Linked DNA regions of Homo sapiens: region 1 is linked to region 2. A link is a loop called in an ENCODE intact Hi-C map of the cell type or tissue named here. Cell type or tissue: OCI-LY7. All regions are shown on one strand. Each heading gives the region's core, and the rest is flanking DNA. Links, peaks and the distances in the headings are about the cores only.

Region 1 (6,492 bases), core at 2,380-4,879, 130 kb before region 2:
AAAGTGATCTGAAGAAGTCATTTCTTAAAATTTTTGACATTTCAAGATGTTTACCTTCTCTGTTGGGATGTCCATATTTTAATAACTGTCCTTCAGTTTTAAAGCAAAGGATGGCCAGGCTCAGTAGCTCACACCTGTAATCCCGGCACTTTGAGAGGCTGAGGTGGGAGGACCACTGGAGGCCAGGAGTTTGAGACCAGCCTGGGCCGTATAGTAAGACCCTGTCTCTACTAAAATTAAAAATTAGCCTGACATGATGACGCACACCTGTAGTAGCTACCCAGGAGGCTGAGGTGGAAGGATTGCTTGAGCCCAGGAGGTTGAGACTGCAGTGAGCTAGGATCGATTGTGCCACTGCACTCCAGCCTGGATGACAGAGCAAGACCCTGTCTCTAAAAATAATAAAAATAAGGTGAAAGGTGATGAATGCAAAGCAAGATGATTACCAGGGTCAGATCCAGACCAAGGCAGTGTCTTGCACATATATGGATACTCAAGCGCTGGCTACCTTCTGGGTGTCATCTCGATGAATTTCTCCCAGTTGATTGAGCACCAGCTTTGAGCAAAGCACATGTTGTTAAACTAAAGTGTCAGACAAGATCCTTGCTCTTTTGAGTTTCTGGTTTAGTTCTCTCCAAGTAAATGTGGTGAAGGACCAGTTTGTTATTTTCTTGTTTTGTTTTAATTTCCAGTTTATCTTGAGCCAGTGCTTTTACAAATACAATAAAAATGAATTATAGGAAAATTAAATCTAAAAGATATATAAAATAAGCCCCAATTTTTAAATTATTGAATTTAACAGTTATAAACATACTTTGTCCAACTGCTGTAAAAATTTCTAAGCTCTTATTCTCACAGATTAGAAATGCTTATTTCTTCATGGGCCAGTAATAGTGTTTATGGATCAGCATTGATCTATGGACCACACTGTGAGTCACAACTGGTCTTTTTGCAAGGGGACAGTACCACTCCCTTACACTTAGGCTAAGCTTCTGCGGAATACACACCACACTGCTGCCCACACATAGCCACTCTTTCTCCTCCTTCAGCCTGGAATATCTTTTCCCCCCCATCTCCTGCTATTGAAATGCCCCCCCCCGCTAAGTCCTTTAAGATGTATTTTAAATGCCACCTTTTTCATCAAATCTTCATGCCCTCCCACCAGTACCACTAACAGCAGCTGGGTTTGAGCTTTCCCTCCTGTTTTCTGAGTAGTCTGCCTCTTATAATCATAAGGCAGGAAGTGCTATGGTAAAGGGGTTTGGGCTCTGCAAGCAAAGAAACCAAGATTCAAGCCCCAGATTAAGTGGGTGACCTTGAACAAATTCTTAACGGTTTCCTCATCTGTAAACTGGGGATGATCATGATGCCTATTCCTAAGGGCTGTTTAAGTTTTCAGTGAGACAATCCATGAGAAGCATCTTACATAGTCACTGGGGCATACGTGGTGAGCACTCCACTAATGTAACTGCTGTTGGTATGTCTTCCTGACTTGTCCTCTCTCCCACCTTCTTCCTTACCTTTAGCTCACCGGATTGAGCACAGGGTTACTATCCCCTGTGGAAAGTGGCACAGTACCTTGCTCAATAAATAGAAGTTTAAGTGCTTGTGCCAATTAAGTGATACAAATAAGCAGTGAAATAGAATCAGAGAAAGAGATGACTCATAGTTGGAGAGGTGAGGGAAGTTAATGGAGACGGTAGGATTTAAGCTGAACGCTGATGTAGGGGTCAGCATTCTGACCCTGATTGATGGCAGGCCCCGACACGTTGCCCACAGGCAGGGAACATTGGTTGGCTGGAGTGGAGACTGCACCAGAGCATTGGGAAGCAGAGCAGGAAAGGCAGCCTGGGGTCAGGCTGTAAAGGGCCTTCAAGGCTTCATGCGGTGTGGGGCTTTATCCTTTGAGCATGTAGGAGCCCTGGAGTCTGGGTTGCTACAAGGGGTAAATTTGAGATTGGGAAAACTGGAGTCCAGGGACCCAAAGAGAATACTGGAAAACTGATGAAATCCTGTTACCTAAACCAGCATTTCCTAAACTGTTCCTCTGAATATGAATGATCCTCCTGGTGTTGCTTAATATTTGCTGGTTGGTGGGTGGGGGTGTATGGTTTCTCCCACTAAGAAAATGAGTGGAGAATTATGATATCTCAGGCTTCCCCCATGGAGATGACCATGTATCCTGACTTCACAGTCCTCTACTTTAAAAGTCTGTTTAGAACTTTGTTAAATTAGTGTTTCCCAAATTTAATTGAACACTGACCCCCTTTTTTTTTTTCATGAAATGTCTGTAAATATCTTACAAAACACAGTTTAAGAAACTGTGCCCTAAACAATTCTAAACCAAGAGTATTGTAACGAAAGAACAAGTCAAGTTTGGCTCTTTCTCAGTGCTTAGCTGATCCTAGGACACTGTCATCAGGCAGTTGCCAGATAAGAACCATGTTGTTTCACACTGTGTGGTGTTGAATCTTCTGAGCATGGATCTTGCAGGACATCAGCAGTTGTTTACATTCAGAATGCCAGGTTTCTGTTCCATCACGTCCGTCTCTTCTGTTCATTGTGAGCATCTCCACAAACATCCTCTGTTGCCTGCACCCAGCACATGGTGATTCCCAACCTTCGTGGAAGTGCAGCCCTGTATTTATTCTCCTTCTCTATCCTCAAAAGATGTGTTACGTAGGATGTTATATATGTAAAAGAAGGTGAATTGAAATAAGGTGTTTTTTTTTTAAAACAACAGCCCTTGAAAAATTTCGGAGCATCTTTGACAAACAAAACCAGGGTTGGGATTCATCGAGCTACGTGGTCATACCATCTTTCCCCCTCATTTTTACTCAGTTAAAATTGTTAGTCGTGTGGAATAAAATTATCTTGCTGGGCTATTTATGCCTGAATCAACATAAATCTTGCATACTTTCAGAAAGTAATTCAGTTTCAAATCTTGATAGTACTACTTATTCACTTGTTTAATAAATTTTAATTTATTAAACTGTCAGCTAACTGTTACAAAGCAGGATGAGCTGATGATGGGATGATTGCCACTTAAAAGTTTTTAGCAATTTATGATAAATGATGCTTTTTTCAAAGATAAGTATGGAGTGGATCTATGTAGAGTGCTTAGAACCTGGCACATAGTAAAGCATACGTAAAGTGTTTGCTGCCATTGTTGTTGTTACTGAACATTGGGGTGAGGTCCTGCCTGATTGTTATTTCCCAGTCTTAAAGATAATTCATACTCCACTTATCTCAATTGTTGGACATTGTTCATTGAAATTGCAGGCTAGACATTTTTAATTGAAATTGCAGGAGCATTTCACCTAAAGAAAAACTCCATGCAGAATTGGAATTCATTACATTCCTGAGTGGTTGATGGAAATCATTTTGACCATAATAAATGATTAAAATGAAACATTAAAAGTAGATTTACATAATATCCAGCTTCTTAATTTATATAATTATTTTACTAGACCTCTAATTTAGGATACAAGGCTTTAAAATAATTTTGGATGGTTATACTCTAGTAAATTAAAGCCTTTCATATGTTTCCCATATTATAGAAAAACATGTAGGTTTATATATGTTACCTTTGATTTGAAAGTGCTTGTTGTAATGTTCTAATGCTTTTCAGAAGTCCATATCTTTAAACAACTGATGTTTTCTGCTTCACCTCCCGCAGCTTACTGAAACAAATGCAGGTATCAAGTGCTTGGACTCCATGTGCTGTTTCCCGGAAGGAGAAGCAGCGTGTGCATCTGTTGGAAGAATGCTGGAACGAGTTATAGGAAGATGTAGTCCAACCCACATCAGCAGGTGTGAAATCTCTCTAAGTAGCCTTTGCTGCAGATGAGTATCCTATCTGGAACAGGATGAACCTGCCGCTCTAGATACCTAATAAATCAGCAGCTGGTTTTACCAACTGAAGCAGGAAGTCTGCTATTTATTAGCACTCTTTGGTGGTAGATTTCACTTTGTGGCTTTGGGGTAAGGGCTTTTTCACTCACAAAGGAAGAGAAAGCACCTTTGAAGAGACTTCATCTAATGAACAAAAAATTTTGTTTCATAATCTTTCTAAAATGTGCTCAGTAGGAGTGTGTTTATGGTACTCTTTTATGGTTTGTATAACTTTCTTTTTTAAATTATACATATACTATTTCCTTTTTATTTTTTTAAAATTTTTTTGCTTTTTGTCTTTACAAAATAATCTCAACATAACAGTGAAGTCAAAGGCTTTCCTTTTCTTACTCTGTATGTATATTTTCCAGTTGGTTATTTGAGGCTTTGAGGTATTTATAAACACAAAAGGCTGTATTTCTGCTCCCCTACCTCTTCTTATGTCTGTAATGAAGTTTTGAAATGAGTCATGATTTTTAAGTTTCTTTTGCTTGGTATTTATTGCCTAATTAAAAGTGTATGAGTTAGAACAGGCTTTTTAAATTATGGAGTAAAAGAATCTTAGCATTTTTGTCCCCTCCTAAATCTGTTTCTTGAATGAGATTTATCACCATGCCTGCTGTTGTGCACCATAACGAAAAAAAACACCTTTTGGTAAACACCATTTAAAATTCATTTAAACTTGCAATGGATTTATTTATTCATACATTTCCCCAAGAGTTATATCACTATTTAGAGGATGTTAGGGGGTAGAAAGAGCTTTTTCCACACTTGGTGTTCTTTAGGTGAATGATACCATATTCTCAAAATCAGGGCAGCAGTACACGGTATGCATGGAGGTACAAATGGGCAGGGAGAGATGTTGGTTGCCATTGTCCCAAATGTGCTACATGAATATTAGCACTTTCTACATGTGCCAGGGCTTGGAAAAGGTTGGAAATTACCCCAGGAACAGGTTATAAAGAGTGAAGAAGGCACTACTCCTATCTACTGGAAAAAGGATTTTTATTATTTGGTTAGCTTTGTGTTTTAAAAAAATGATGAGTATGATATCATTCATCTGTTATAAAATTCAGGTAACTTTTACTGGTGAACTTGTTAGTTCTCACTTTAGCTTTAGCTTAGCCATGCCTTTATGATACAATTGAATTTATAAATAGCATTCTTATGTTAACATAATGTCTGTGGTTTCAATCCCCGTTTATTCTGACTTGATTATAACGTGATCTGAAATATTTCCATAATGCTGTGATACCATTTTGTAGTAATTTCATTCCACGTAGAAGGATGAGCACTTAAACTCTGGGACTTTGTTATGATTTACATAATTGTATTATAAAATGTGGCTCTGTCATGTACCTAGGCCAGCAAATTTCCCAAAGAGCTTGATTTATAATACTATTTTACCTAATAACATAGCTTCATTGCACAGAATCAAGATAGGAGTTAGACTAAGATACAATAGAACCTCTACAGAATTTTTTCAACTTCTCCTTCAATGGAAATTTCTCTTTAATGACAATATACGTTTTTGTTAATGATTTTTTTAAAACTAGAATTAATTTTAAATGAGCCCCAGATTTTTTCTGCTATATACATATATCCATTTTCTTGATATCGATTATGGTAATATGCCCCCATTATTCTTTACATAGCCATTTTGATGCAGCATTACCTCTTTTGAACCTGCCCCAGGAGTTATTGAATTTACTTTTACATGTTCTCTTGAAGGTAGCTATTATCATCTATACTTCTTTTCACTTAAAATTGCGCCATATTGTTTTTTTCTGAATTTTTTTATTCTCCTAATAAAATGTTTAACTTAGTAATTAATATCATATTAGACTATAAATGCCCTTCCAGGTTTCTCCAACATCACAGGTTATATTATTGGTTACTATTATTTTCTTACCCTTTTTCTCATGTGAATAATCTAGAAGGTCTTTTCAGACCTGTTCATTCTTTTCTAGGGGATAAAGTCATATAATAACACCAAGCTACCTGGTGCTTTTCAAGGGCTATGTGAAAATTGCCATAGATGCATCAATATTGTATTTAAACTTGCAAAGTCATTTTGATACATAGAGTTCTCTTTTTGTTTACATATAATTGTATTTGTGAAATGTGTTGGGCATTTCCATTGTGACTTTAGAGTAGCATCTATTCTATGTTTCTATTTCATGTCTAATTTAAGAGGTGGGGCAAGTCTGAGACTGCCATTCCAAGATGTAGAAGCCCTTAGCTGTGTGTTCCATTGACATAGTAAAGTCAAGAGTAATGGGCATCACTTGAGAAATGCCACCAGTGTTTTTATGTGACAGATTTCTTTGGTGATTACATTTGTACCATCCAGGCACAAAAATTTGACTTACATTTTATTAATTGATGTTGTCAATGAAGTATCCCATATTGCAAGCTCAGTTTCAAAGAGAGCATCATGGTGCTATATAAAGAATATGCCATGTTGCACCCTAAAGAGCTGGATTTTAGCAATAAAAGATTTTCTGTTCGTGTATTACTAACAGTTAAGCTACTGTATCCTCATCAAAACTATCTTCTAAATAGAAAGTAATATGTAGTTCAAGTGTTTAATGTTCT
Region 2 (6,492 bases), core at 1,861-4,360:
AGGAGTAGAGAGGTGCACTAATGGGCCTGCCACAGGCATGAAGTTATTGCTAGGATCTTCTGCATATATTCTAGCTTCGAAGGCATGGCCCTGCAGAGTTATTTCTTCCTGGCTCAAAGGAATCTTCTCTCCTGCTGCAATCTGGCAATAGAATAGTGTTTCTTATGAAATCTACCGTATAGCGGCTACCAGACTTAGTAAATCAATGGTCTTGCTTTTTTTCTAGGTAAAATGTACATTTAGGTTTTGCAATGCAGCCAAATAAAAACTATTATTTTGTCTACTCATTTGAGTATTGGGCAAAACAAAAAATTAAAAAACAGATGCAGCTTGGCAACAGTCTATCATTTGGGGTATCGGAGTTTTTAAATGGCAAAAGCAGGCAAAGTGATGGCTAACTTACAAATATAAAAATCAGTGTTTGTTCAATATAATCAAAACCAAAACTTCTTACTAGCAACACACTCTCAGTTTTCATTTAAAACATTAGCACTTAATTCCCAAATCAATTTTTTTTAAAAAATAGTATATTATTAGTGTTTAGGACTAGATTCACAGCCAAGCAAAAAGTGTAGCTGACATTGTCATCCTACGCTGTAATCTTCACCAGTAAGTGGGTGATAAAGCAAAACAGAAAGGGGAAAATGATGGTTTTTCAATTTTGTTATGTTGATATGTACTGCATGATACCAGATTACAAACAGGGTGATCACTATTGTTTGTTGTTACTATAATTATTACTATTTTAGTTATTATGTACCAATACAACAAATCACTCTCTTCAATTAACTAGTATAAATTGGAAATGGCTATTGGAGGACACATTGCACTTTCTCTCTTTACTCTTAAGTTTTTTTCCAAGATGAGAAAATGACAACCTGAGAAAGCAATATAGATACAGGAAAATCTAGACTCTAAGTAACTTAGCATGACATTGAACTAAACCGGTAAGTATAAAACAGAAGCAAAAGTTTCATTTTTCTGAATCTGTAAATATGAAAGATCAGGATGCACAGCAGTTAAGAATGAAAGGAAACGGAACTAAGTTAAATACCTTTATGGCAGTATATTTTGAAAACACCTCAGGCTCTGCAGACAGATTGCCTAGGTTCAAATTTTGTCTCTATACTTACTTTGTCATCTAGACAAGTTTCTTAAGCTTTCCATGCTTCAGAGAAAAGTGTCTGGCATACAGTCAGCACTATGTTACCTATTATCATTCCATCCTTAGGATCTAGAACCAGAAATACCATTTGACCCAGCAATCCCATTACTGGGTATATACCCAAAGGATTACAAATCACTCTACTATAAAGACGCATGCATGTGTATGTTTATTGCAGCACTGTTCACAATAGACTTGGAACCAGTTTTTTAACGTTTTAATAAATAATTCTGGGTCAGGTGTGGTGGCTCATGCCTGTAATCCCAGCAATTTGGGAGGCCGAGGCAGGCGGATCACCTGAGGTCAGGAATTCAAGACCAGCCTGGCCAACATGGTGAAACCCTGTCTCTACTAAAAACACAAAAATTAGCCGGGCATGGTGGCACACGCCTGTAATCCCAGCTACACGGGAGGCTGAGGCAGGAGAATTGCTTGAAGCCGGGAGGTAGAGGTTGCAGTGAGCTATCACGCCATTGCACTCCAGCCTGGGCAAAAAGAGCAAAACTCTGTCTCTTGTGTTCACCTTGACTTGTCTTTGCCTGTCCATTTTCCTCCAAGCTTGGCTTCCACTTGAGCCCAGAAAAGACAGGCCCCAATCATGCCTCTGGGTCTTTGGAGATATGTGCCATTTGAGTTCTCTCAGGCTGACACTGGCTCTCCGGAACCCCTAACCTTGACATTTTCACCAGCTTTCCCTGAACACTGTTAACTATCTGTATCTGCAGCCTGAACCCAGGACACTTACATCAGTCATCATTCAACCCTTGTTCTAGGAAGGCTTGACTGCACAGGCAGGTCCTCGAGCTTAGACTCTTGACTCACCAAATGGTGAGCCCCTTTGTTTTACCTCTGTTTGAAGGCCAGATGCCAAATGCCTTGAACTCTATAAACCAGGTCCAGCAGCTTCCCTAAGTTCTAGTGTCCCTCCCCAGATGATAAAAGCTGGCTTCTCTTTCTGAAGAGCCTTGACAAGCTCTTACAAGAAATAGATGTCTGCTGGTTTCCTTAATACCCAAAAGCTTTCTCCTTCCTTAATCCTTAGAAACCTTTTTTTCTCTTATGATTTCCAAGGTCGAAACTCTCTTGATTTACTGCTTCAGAAAAATTATCCTCCTTTTCCTTGAATTCTGGAAATATAAACACTCCTTCCAGAAGTTTCCAAAGCCACTACAGTTTTTCTTGACACTCACTAAAACTTACCAGCTTGCTGTGCCTGGTTTTCGTTAACACCCTAGGATATAGAGCCCTAGAAGAACCTTTTGGCTCAATTAGAACCACCAATCACCCCCAAGGAACCAACAAAAGGAGTATCATATTATTATCTACAGAAGTTCTGAAAAGATAAAATTACCAAAATAATCAAGATTTTGGCGTCACACCAGGAAAAAACAATTTAGATGCAGGATATACAAGGAACCACGAATCCTACATATATCAGGACCGTCTATATTACTTAACAGATTTTTTTCATGTTAGGAAAAAGAAGGCTAAAGTAAAATCTATTGTTCTTATGAGAACAAAAACAGACTAAGCTATTATTAATATTTGAGAAGTATGTTTTGTGGAATTCTGGTTTACACCAGTGCTTCTCAAACTATCCATAGTAAAAGAACAGTTATAAACTTACATGTTTGAAAAATACAGTAGGCATGTCATAGCAATGCCAAAATGCTTTAAAAGTTTCCAAACATTTACTCTGAATGAACATTTACTCATGGGCCCGCAACAGCCATAAATCCGCACTTTACTTGGATCATTCTAGACCATCTCCTTGGCTCTTCATTCCCAACTCTGCCTTAGCTCATTTCATCTTGCCTAGTATCTGCCCTGATCTGAAACCGAATGATGGCCTGGCCCAGAATGCTGTGGCCTTAGGTAGACCATGAGGCTTTGACCTTGAGGTGATGTGGTTGTGAGCAAGCCCCTGTGACACAATCTCACCTGCTGGCTGCCCGGGCCTAGGGGGAAGTGAATCTGAGTCCCTAAAGTGCCAAAAAAAGCTACAGCATCAAATGTGGCTTCACTTTTAACCTCCCATCTTCCTGTCCTCATAACCACCAAGAACTGAACCCCGTCCAAAATGACACCTGTTTTAGGAGGCCAGAAGGTAGTAACCTATTCTCAAGACTGTTTTGTTGTTGTTGTTGTTGTCGTTGTTGTTGAATTATAGATTCAGGTGGTACACGTGAATGTTTGCTACATGGGTATTTTGCATAATGCTGGGATTTGGGCTTCTGATGAACCCATCACTCAAACAGTGAACACGGTACCATTTAGGTAGTTTTTCAGCCCTCACATCCCTCCCATCAAGACTGATCTTTTTTTTTTTTTTTTTAAGATGGAGTACCCAGGCTGGAATGCAGTGGCGCGATCTCGGCTTACTGCAACCTCTGCCTCCCAGGCTCAGTGATTCTCCTGCCTCAGCCTCCTGAGTACCGGGGACTACAGGCACCCGGCACCACGCCCGGCTAATTTTTGTATTTTTGGTAGAGACAGGGTTTCACCACATTGGCCAGGCTGGTCTCGAACTCCTGACCTCAGGTGATCCACCTGCCTTGGCCTGCCAAAGTGCTGGGACTACAGGCTTGAGCCACCGCACCCAGCCAAGGCTGATTTTTAATAGAAAAAATATTCTCACTCTAAGCTGCCACTCCACCAAGTCAGTTCCTGTGATCATCTCAGTAACAGGATGTTCCACTTGCAGCCTTGTATTCATCTCCATGAAACAGAAATTATGTTTTGAGTCCATAATAAACTCCACAGTCCCTAAAAGGTAAAAAACAATGGTCATATTCAATAGTGTATAATCAGTAGCAAACCAAAATCTTCCATGATGCATCACATCAAGTTTTACCGCTGTCTTCATTCAATGGTAACACTTTGCATTTCATGAAGAAAACATCTCGCATTTGCAGCAGCATATGAATCTTAGTCAAAAATAGAGAGCTGCATGAAATTTGGCAACGGAAAAGTATATTTGGGGTTGTGAGCAAATGGTAAGCCCAAATTATGAATCCGTTTCAGCTTGTAACAGTGAGAACAAGGGTGGACCACATGTTACTGCCTCAGAGCACCAAGATCCTGGGAGCCTCATACCATGACATCCCATCTCACCCTAACCCCATGGAGAAAAAGAAAACTTTTTTTTCCCTGATTGTGGGCTCCTAGGAATTTCTTTTTAAAGCCCTTTTGCTGGTAACCCATTGAAAGATTGTTTGGCAACTAAACCTTATGTTAATATCTATTGGCATTCTATTAAGCTCTAAAAAATTTCCCCTAACTTTATTAAGGTTTAATTTTAGACAACAAACTGTAACTATTTGAAGTGTAGGCATGTGATTTAGCAATTGAATACAATCACAGAACCACAATGAAACTACAGAACATTTCCATCATCCAAAAAGTTCCCTTGTTCCCATTTGGAATCAGTCCCTTCACTAAACCCTGGGATCCAGGAAACCACCAATCTGCTTTCTGTCACTATAGTTTTTCTAGAATTTTATATAAATGAAATCATATAGTTTGTAGTCTTCTGTGTTTCTGTGTTTTTCTCTTAGCTTAAAGTGAATACAATGTAAAGTTGTTTTTAAAAGTGTGGTCACAACCCATTAGTGGATTTTAAAATCAATTTTTTTTTTTTTAAGATGGAATCTCACTCTGTCATCCAGGCTGGGGTGCAATGGCGTGATCTTGGCTCACTGCAACCTCTGCCTCCCGGGTTCAAGCAATTCCTCCACCTCAGCCTCCTGAGTAGATGGGACCACAGGCGCACACCACTATGTCCAGCTAATTTTTTTGTATTTTTAGTAGAGATGGGGTTTCACCATGTTGGCCAGGCTGGTCTTGAACTCCTGACCTCAAGTGATCCACCTGCCTCAGCCTCCCAGAGTGCTGGGATTACAGGTGTGAGCCACTGTGCCCAGCTTAAAATCAATTTGAAAATCAATCTGATCCGGCATCTAAGGAGCTTAGAAGCTGCCACTCTGTCCTATCAAGTAAAAAGCTGAACAAGCTGAAAATCAACAATTTTTAAATTTGTCAGAGAAATCAGGTCACAGGGCAAGCTGCTTGTCCTCAGAACCAGAGAGACAGACAACTGACAGGCAGATACAGAGATGCCATGAGGAGAAGCCTGAGCTGTAATTGACAAATTCCTGGTAGCTCAGTGTGGACAACTCTGAGAGTTAAAAACTCCAAGGCGACCCAGTTACAGGAGGACCTCACACTTTTGTGAGTTTTACCTCCAGGAGCTCTACCAGGTCTTCACAGTGAATATCAGAGAAAAATCCTCCCATGCTTCCAGCTCAGAAGGGAAATGAAACCACTTTGAAATACACCAAAACATTCAAGGTTTACCCTTGAGAAAAACTATTTTATCAGAGCCTAAACGATTGGGATTTTATCAGAGCCTAACCTCACTGGGGGAGGAGAAATACCCAACTCCAGCCTTTGCCAGACATACTGTCCACCCTAAGGGGTGGGGGAAAACAAAACAAAAACATACCAGGAAGCACTGGTGAAGTTCACACACCAGGGGCACAGGCTCAGCAAGACTGAGATCTGATCATGGGACAAGAGAACATGCCCCCTCCAGCCTTATCACATTACCAAAGGCCTGTTTAGCAAAATTCTCTTTACCCAGTACACCATGTCCATCTTTCAACAAAAAATTACAAGGCATACTAAAAGGCAAAAAACACAGTTTGAAGAGACTGAAGAAGCATCAGGTATGGCAGGAATGTTAGAATTATCAGACACAGAAATTCTAAACTGTGATTAACAGGCTAAGGGCTTTAATGAAAAAAGTAGACAACATGCAAGAACAGATAGATAATGTAAGCAGAGAGGTGAAAATTCTAAGAAAGAATAAAAAGGAAATGCTAGAATTGAAAAAAAAAAAACCATAACCCTAATAGAAATGAAGCATGCTTTGATGGGCTCATTAGTACGTTGGGTATGGCAGGGAAAGAACCTCTGAACTTGAGGATATGACAACAGAAACTTCCAATTCTGAAAAACAGTGAGAAAAAAAACCTTAAACAGAACAATACCTAGCACTGCAAGACAACTACAAAAGGTATTAACTACGCAGAACGAGAATACCAGAAGGAGAAGAAAGGAAGGAACAGAAGTAATATTTGAAACAATAATAACATGTTACTGCATACTGTAGGCAACTGTAACACAGTGGTAAGTATTTGTGTATCTACATATATCTAAACCTAAAGAAAGTAATGCATTGTACTATGATGTTACAGTTGCCACAATGTCACTGGATAGGAATTTTTCAGCTGCATTTTAATCTTATGGAACCATTGTTATATTGA

Evidence for each region. Hi-C counts contacts between places; a loop is a spot of excess contacts. Peaks named below come from ENCODE experiments on the same cell type or tissue, not always from the same donor. Only the 100,000 strongest peaks of a DNase experiment are listed, where the experiment ranks them.
Region 1: it touches region 2 in a loop (7-fold over the local background); 3 of 110 quality-filtered maps call a loop at or near these places.

What each region holds. Positions count from the first base shown.
Region 1 is chr3:182,910,182-182,916,673 of GRCh38, forward strand. It overlaps ATP11B (ATPase phospholipid transporting 11B (putative)), which reads left to right. Exons shown (of 30, transcript NM_014616.3): 29 at 3,680-3,813. Among named protein-coding and RNA genes, the nearest start is that of DCUN1D1, 67 kb to the right of the region's middle. RefSeq lists a silencer at 3,861-4,000. In OCI-LY7, for the core only: no CTCF peak of the experiment used is centred there; a DNase peak (open chromatin) is centred at 3,900; H3K4me3 peaks cover 1,244 bases; H3K27ac peaks cover 1,912 bases.
Region 2 is chr3:183,041,610-183,048,101 of GRCh38, forward strand. It overlaps MCCC1 (methylcrotonyl-CoA carboxylase subunit 1), which reads right to left. Exons shown (of 19, transcript NM_020166.5): 10 at 3,804-3,931; 11 at 1-141. Among named protein-coding and RNA genes, the nearest start is that of MCCC1, 55 kb to the right of the region's middle. In OCI-LY7, for the core only: no CTCF peak of the experiment used is centred there; DNase peaks (open chromatin) are centred at 3,132 and 3,842; H3K4me3 peaks cover 1,991 bases; H3K27ac peaks cover 2,500 bases.